Linked DNA regions of Homo sapiens: region 2 is linked to region 1. The links are chromatin loops, found by intact Hi-C in ENCODE. Cell type or tissue: transverse colon. All regions are shown on one strand. Each heading gives the region's core, and the rest is flanking DNA. Links, peaks and the distances in the headings are about the cores only.

Region 1 (2,921 bases), core at 317-2,816:
CCAAGCTGGAAGAAGCTTCTGTTCCCTATAGTGGTGGCTCCCCCATGTGTGACACGGCTCTGCTCTCTCGGCATCACCATTTCCAATGAGAAAATAAATTGCTTCTGTGCAGTCGCATGCAAAGCAGAGAGCCCTTTTAGCTGGCTGGAGCTGGGAGGTTGATAGAGAGCAGGAATTCTATGCACCAATTGTTAGTGGGTAGAGCTAGGGATGATTTTTCATTGTCTGCTGAACTCCAAGCATACCCTCTTGGAGTGGGTCTCAAATTTGAAAACAAATCTTCACAGTGACTTTTCCAACCTGCTTGGCTTTAGAAGGATGGAGCTGTTGCCCAAATTTTTCAAAATCCCACCAAGTTGAGTGACACCACTTCTATTTGGGCAGAAATATTTCTACTTGTCATGTAACACTCCTATCTTCAACCAAAGCTTTGTTTACACAAGCAGAGGGATTGTGCTGCTGTTAAAACGTGGGCTTTGTGGTTAGGCAGAGCTGGATTTTAACTGGAGCTCTACCACTTTTATCAGCCCTGTCGGCTTGGACAAGGTATGACCACCACAAGGCTCATTTTATGCACCTGTGAAGTGGAGACAATGACAGTACTTACTTTATAGGTTACTGGAATTACTATTACCCTGATTACAACTATTATTATAATGTAAGCCAATTTGAAAAGATTCACCTGACTCAAGCAACTGGCTGCTTTGGGCTGGTTAGTACGCTTTAACCTGTTGTTTTCAAGCTAACTTTGAGAGGTTTGGTTCATAAACTTGTTAACTCAATTTTTCTGGAAGAGTGATTTTCAAATGGGTACGCTGTCTCCACCTTTAAGATATTGTTTCAGGATTTTGACACAACATGGCTCCCCCAAAAATCTCATTTAATTTTACATTATGGTTTGAATTTAGAAAATTCTATAGAAATAAAACATTTTTATTCCACCATTCTAACTGTGGGCTAGAAATTGTGACAAACTCTTCTTGGCTGCTAGGGCTATGTGGAATACAGATTCTAAAAGTGATCTTGGCTGGGTGTGGTGGCTCATGCCCATAATCACAGCACTTTGGGAGGCCAAGGCAGAAGGAACCCAGGAGTTTTGAGACCAGCCTGGGCAACATAGGGAGACTCCATCTCTGCAAAAAATAAAAAATTAGCCGAGCTTGGTGGTGCACACCTGTAGTCCCAGCTATTCAGGAGGCTGAGGTGGGAGGATAGTTTGAGCCCGGGAATTCGAGGCAGTGAGCCATGATCATGCCACTGCACTCCAGCCTGGGTGACACAGCGAGACCCAGTCACAAAAAATAATAAAAAAAAGAAGTGCTCTTCAAGGTGGAGAGAGATGTGTATGTGTGAGATTTTCGTGATGAAGAAAAAAATCACTAAAACCACCTTAGAGCTGATTTCTCCTTTTCACTTGAACTCCTGCAATTCTGTTACCTGCCACTAGATGTGTGTGAGCTCCATTAAGCACTGCAGCTGTTAGGACTCAGAGATATCAGCATAATACATCTATTCCCAGCTAATCCGGTTTTTCCACTTGTTCTATAAAATATAATTTAATTTTATCTATTGATTGTGTTTATAAGAAATACCATCTGAGGCAAGATGGAGGAAAAGAGAGTTAGTGAGTGGGGTTAGGCCATGCATCCTCAAAGGTCAGAATTTACTCCAGGGGGGATGAAAATTGGTTCTTGGGAGGCAAAATCTAACTCCTCTTATGGATAGAGTGGAGATACTCAGACATTACCTAAATGGATATATGGTATATCTTTTGTTTTAAAATCAAATGGGGTAGAAGTTAGGGAAAAATGCCTAAAACTGCTCCTTAGGCAGGTGATAAATAGATAAAGCCTGAGAAATCCAGCTTAGGCTTCTGTGGTGGTTCATCTGGTTTTTGAAGATGTGATGGACTGCTGAGGCCCAGATGGTCACTGGGCTTTTCTCAGGGCTCAGAGTCTCCAGATGTGCTCAACTCCCCGACTAGGCTTTCTGCATGGAGGGGCTTGGAGTGAAAATCCTCCAGCAGCTTTTATACTCCTATAAATACATTACCTCAATGAGCTTGCTTGCAATAGCTGCCTTACTGCATTTTCTTTCTGATCTTCAACTTGGCCTTCAAAACCTATCCCTTTTGTATTTTCCCTGATATTGCTGTCTACTTCTAAAATAAGAGAGGGAGAGACTTCCACTGATGGGTGAACCTCTGTTTTGTTTTGCTCCCAACTGTATAACCCTTCACTTTCAGACAATAGGTGGGTGAGTGAGTTACTGTGTTAATCCACATTATAGGCTGCTCTTTCCACTCGTATAACCAATTCCATGCAGGACTTGGCTCCACAGGTAAAGGAGCCCGCTGCTGTCTCAGGGTGGAGGTGGGTGTCCTTCCCTCTCCACAGCCGGGCAGAAACAATCCTGCTTTACTTCCTTCCACTACAGGAGCTTATTTAGGCTTCTAATGTTTTTTTTTTTTTCTTTTATTTCTCTCTACAGTCGTGTGCCCCACAACGACATTTTGGTCAACAATGGACTGCATATACCATGTGGCCCCATAAGATTATAATAGAGCTGAAAAATTCCTGCTGCCTAGTGACATTGTCGCTGTTGTGATGATGTTGTAGCTATTGTAGTAGCACAATGCATTACTCACGTGTTTGTGGTGTTCCTGTTGTAAATAAGTCGACTATGCTGCCAGTTGTATAAACGTCTAGCACATGTAATTCTGTATAGTACACAATACTTGGTAATGATAATAAACGACTATGTTACTGGTTTATATATTTGTTGTACTATTTATCATTACTTTAGAGTGTATTCTTTTTACTTATTAAAAAAAGTTAACTGTAAAACAGCCTCAGGCAGGTCCTTCAGGAGGCATCCAGAAGAAGGCATTGTTATCATAGGAGATGACAGCTCCATGCATG
Region 2 (2,921 bases), core at 127-2,626, 840 kb after region 1:
AGTGCAGTGGTGTGATCTCGGCTCACTGCAACCTCTGCCTCCTGGGTTCAAATGATTCTCCTGCCTCAGCCTCCCAAGTAGCTGGGATTACAGGTGCCTGCCACCACACCCGGCTAATTTTTATATTTTTATTAGATACAGGGGTTTTCACCATGTTGGCAGGCTGATCTCAAACTTCTGACCTCAGGTGATCCGCCCACTTCAGCCCCCAAAGTGCCGGGATTACAGGCGTGAGCCACCACACCAGGCCTTGGGTCTCTGTTTTTTAATAGCCAGATCTAATTCTAATTGATACAGATGGATCCTGGCTAAGCATTTCCCAGGTGTAGGTTGCTCATAGGGAAAAATTGTCCACTTTGGAGGAGACTCAGCTATGTTATACAATGACTGTATTGGATCTCTAGCTAAAACGATATTGCCTTAAAATCATATTCTCATCATAGCACTAAGATGGTCAGAGCTTTGGCTGGGGCATTAACTTGAACCTTTCTTGAATGTCCAGGGATGCCAGCCTGGAATGTAGGTGTGGGTTCCTTTATCCCTGATCATTCTAGGCCTGTGATAACCTATAACTACTAGGATGACTCCCTACCAAGTCTCCCCTCCAGAAGCCACCTTTCGCTTGCAATGTCCTGGCTTTCAGATGCTGCTCTGGTAACAGCCTCTTCCCCTAGATTGTTAAGATTTTCTTCACCAGTGGTGGAGTCCCAGGATGTCCTTTCTAGGCACGCATGAGAATAAGCAAAATATTTAGTCTTCACTTTCTTTTTTCTCTTTTGTTTGTTTCTTTTTTTTTTCCTTTTTTGCCAGCGATATGACTATTTTTCATCTACTACAAATTCTTTAAGTTCTGATGCCTAAATTTGATTTTCTGTTTTACGGTAGCATTTGTAATTAAGTTTCAAACTTTGAATCAGCTTCCAGATGCAAACCTACCACTCATCTTTTGTGTGATCTTGAAAAAACAATTTGCCCTCCCTGAGACTCAGTTTCCTCATCTGTTAAATGAGTGCCAGTTTTAGCCGATCATCTGCAACTTACCTTTGCGGGGGCGGGGCGAAGGGGGGATTGTTTGTCCTATTGCATCCGTAAGTTGCTACTGCCCTCTAGTGGTCATAAGATGATTTGATTTCCTCCAAGAAAGTAGCCCCGGGGCCTGAAGGCTTCCTGGAAACATGAAATGCAATCTTCAGAACTCAACCATGTAACAGGCGAGCTGTATTGTCACATCCTATTAGGATGCCACAGGGAAGGGCAAACTAAGAAAAATGCAAACATTAGGTGAACTGTGGGATAAATGTCTAATTTAAAACAGAGAATAAATAAATCTCACAACTACCATCACAAACTTGGCAATACCTTAAAGGTGTCAGTGACATAAAATAAGCCAAAACTGGTAGGCAAACTCTATGTTCTTTGTAAGATTTCAGAATCCTCTCTGGTATATCTTAGCATGTACCAAGATTGGGAATCAGAACTAAAACAGCTTTCAACTTATCCTTGCTATACAGTGGCTCCTTTGTTGTCCATTTTCATAGCCCTAACCACCTTGCACATGGTCTAATATTTAGGAGACATTTAGTCAACTTTATGCAGAAGGAAAATAAATCCACACAGTTGCATATGTCAAATTGCTCATCCCATAGGGAGAATATTAACAGCTGATATTTAATAAGGACTTAACTCTGTGCCAAGCATTTAATATGCAATCACTCATTGAATTCTTATGACACTCCTATGAAATAGATGTAATGATTACCATAACCTCTTTACTATAAGGAAACTGCCCAGGCTCATAGCAGAATTGCATTCACTCCCCTCTTGAAGTCAGGCATCACCACGTGATTCCAGTGAGCCAATGAAGTGTGAGTGGAAGTGGCCTCGGTTCAGGCCCCCATGATAGCATTTAAGAGTTACATGACCTTGGGCACATTTCTTGACTTTTCTGCACCTCAATTTCTAACTGTGTGATTTTGAGCAACTTACTTAATCCTCTGTGCTTCTGTTTCTTCATCTGTAAGCTGAGAGAAGCACTGTCTCACCTGGGTTTGTGAGGATTCAGTGAGATAGTGTGTAAAGGAGTTGGCAAGTGTAGACAGTCAATAAATGCAGTAATGTTTTTATAAAATTATCAGGATTTTTTTTCTTTTTTTTTTTTTTTTGAGATGGAGTCTTGCTTTGTCACCCAGGCTGGAGTGCAGTGGCGCAGTCTCGGCTCACTGCAACCTCTGCCTCCCGGGTTCAAGTGATTCTTCTGCCTCAGCCTCCCGAGTAGCTGGGACTACAGGCGTGCAGCACCACACCTGGCTAGTTTTTGTATTTTTTTTAGTAGAGACAGAATTTCACCATATTGGCCAGGCTGGTCTTGAACTCCTGACCTTGTGATCCACCCACCTCAGCCTCCCAAAGTGCTGGGATTACAGGCATGAAACACTGTGCCCAGCCAAATTGTCAGGATTTTAAGAAAAGCTATGCATTTATATTAGGAATATTTTTGAAGTTGTTTAAAGGTGAAAGAAGGAATTTCTATGGCACAAATGAAGAACATGGGAAAGACCCAATGCAGAGCACGTACTTATGTTAAAACAAGTTGTCAGCATGTTCTTCCCAATTTGACAGGACTCTTGATAGCAGCTCAGCTACACCTTTGGAAACCCTGAGGGCACCAGCTTGGTTTATAGGCTGCTTACTGGGCTCTGCTGACTCACATATTCCCCTTGTCAATGCTGCATCTACTCTGAGCCTGGCACTGATGGCCAACAACAAGCCTGAGAAGCAGTGTCCCATCCAGAGGAGACACATGCATTTGTAGAAAGCATAGCTGGTGGAGAAGTAGAGATGGGACAGGGAATCAAGCAGCCTCTGATGAGAGGCACCACTGTCAGAGAGCTCCAACCTCACAGACATCCACACCAGGTCAG

What was found. Peaks named below come from ENCODE experiments on the same cell type or tissue, not always from the same donor. Only the 100,000 strongest peaks of a DNase experiment are listed, where the experiment ranks them.
Region 2: it touches region 1 in a loop (3-fold over the local background); 77 of 110 quality-filtered maps call a loop at or near these places.

What each region holds. Positions count from the first base shown.
Region 1 is chr3:137,109,133-137,112,053 of GRCh38, forward strand. No RefSeq gene overlaps it. Among named protein-coding and RNA genes, the nearest start is that of IL20RB-AS1, 130 kb to the left of the region's middle. In transverse colon, for the core only: a CTCF peak has its summit at 1,440; no DNase peak of the experiment used is centred there; H3K27me3 peaks cover 922 bases.
Region 2 is chr3:137,945,458-137,948,378 of GRCh38, forward strand. No RefSeq gene overlaps it. Among named protein-coding and RNA genes, the nearest start is that of CLDN18, 63 kb to the right of the region's middle. RefSeq lists an enhancer at 743-1,244. In transverse colon, for the core only: a CTCF peak has its summit at 1,122 (motif pointing left); a DNase peak (open chromatin) is centred at 1,054.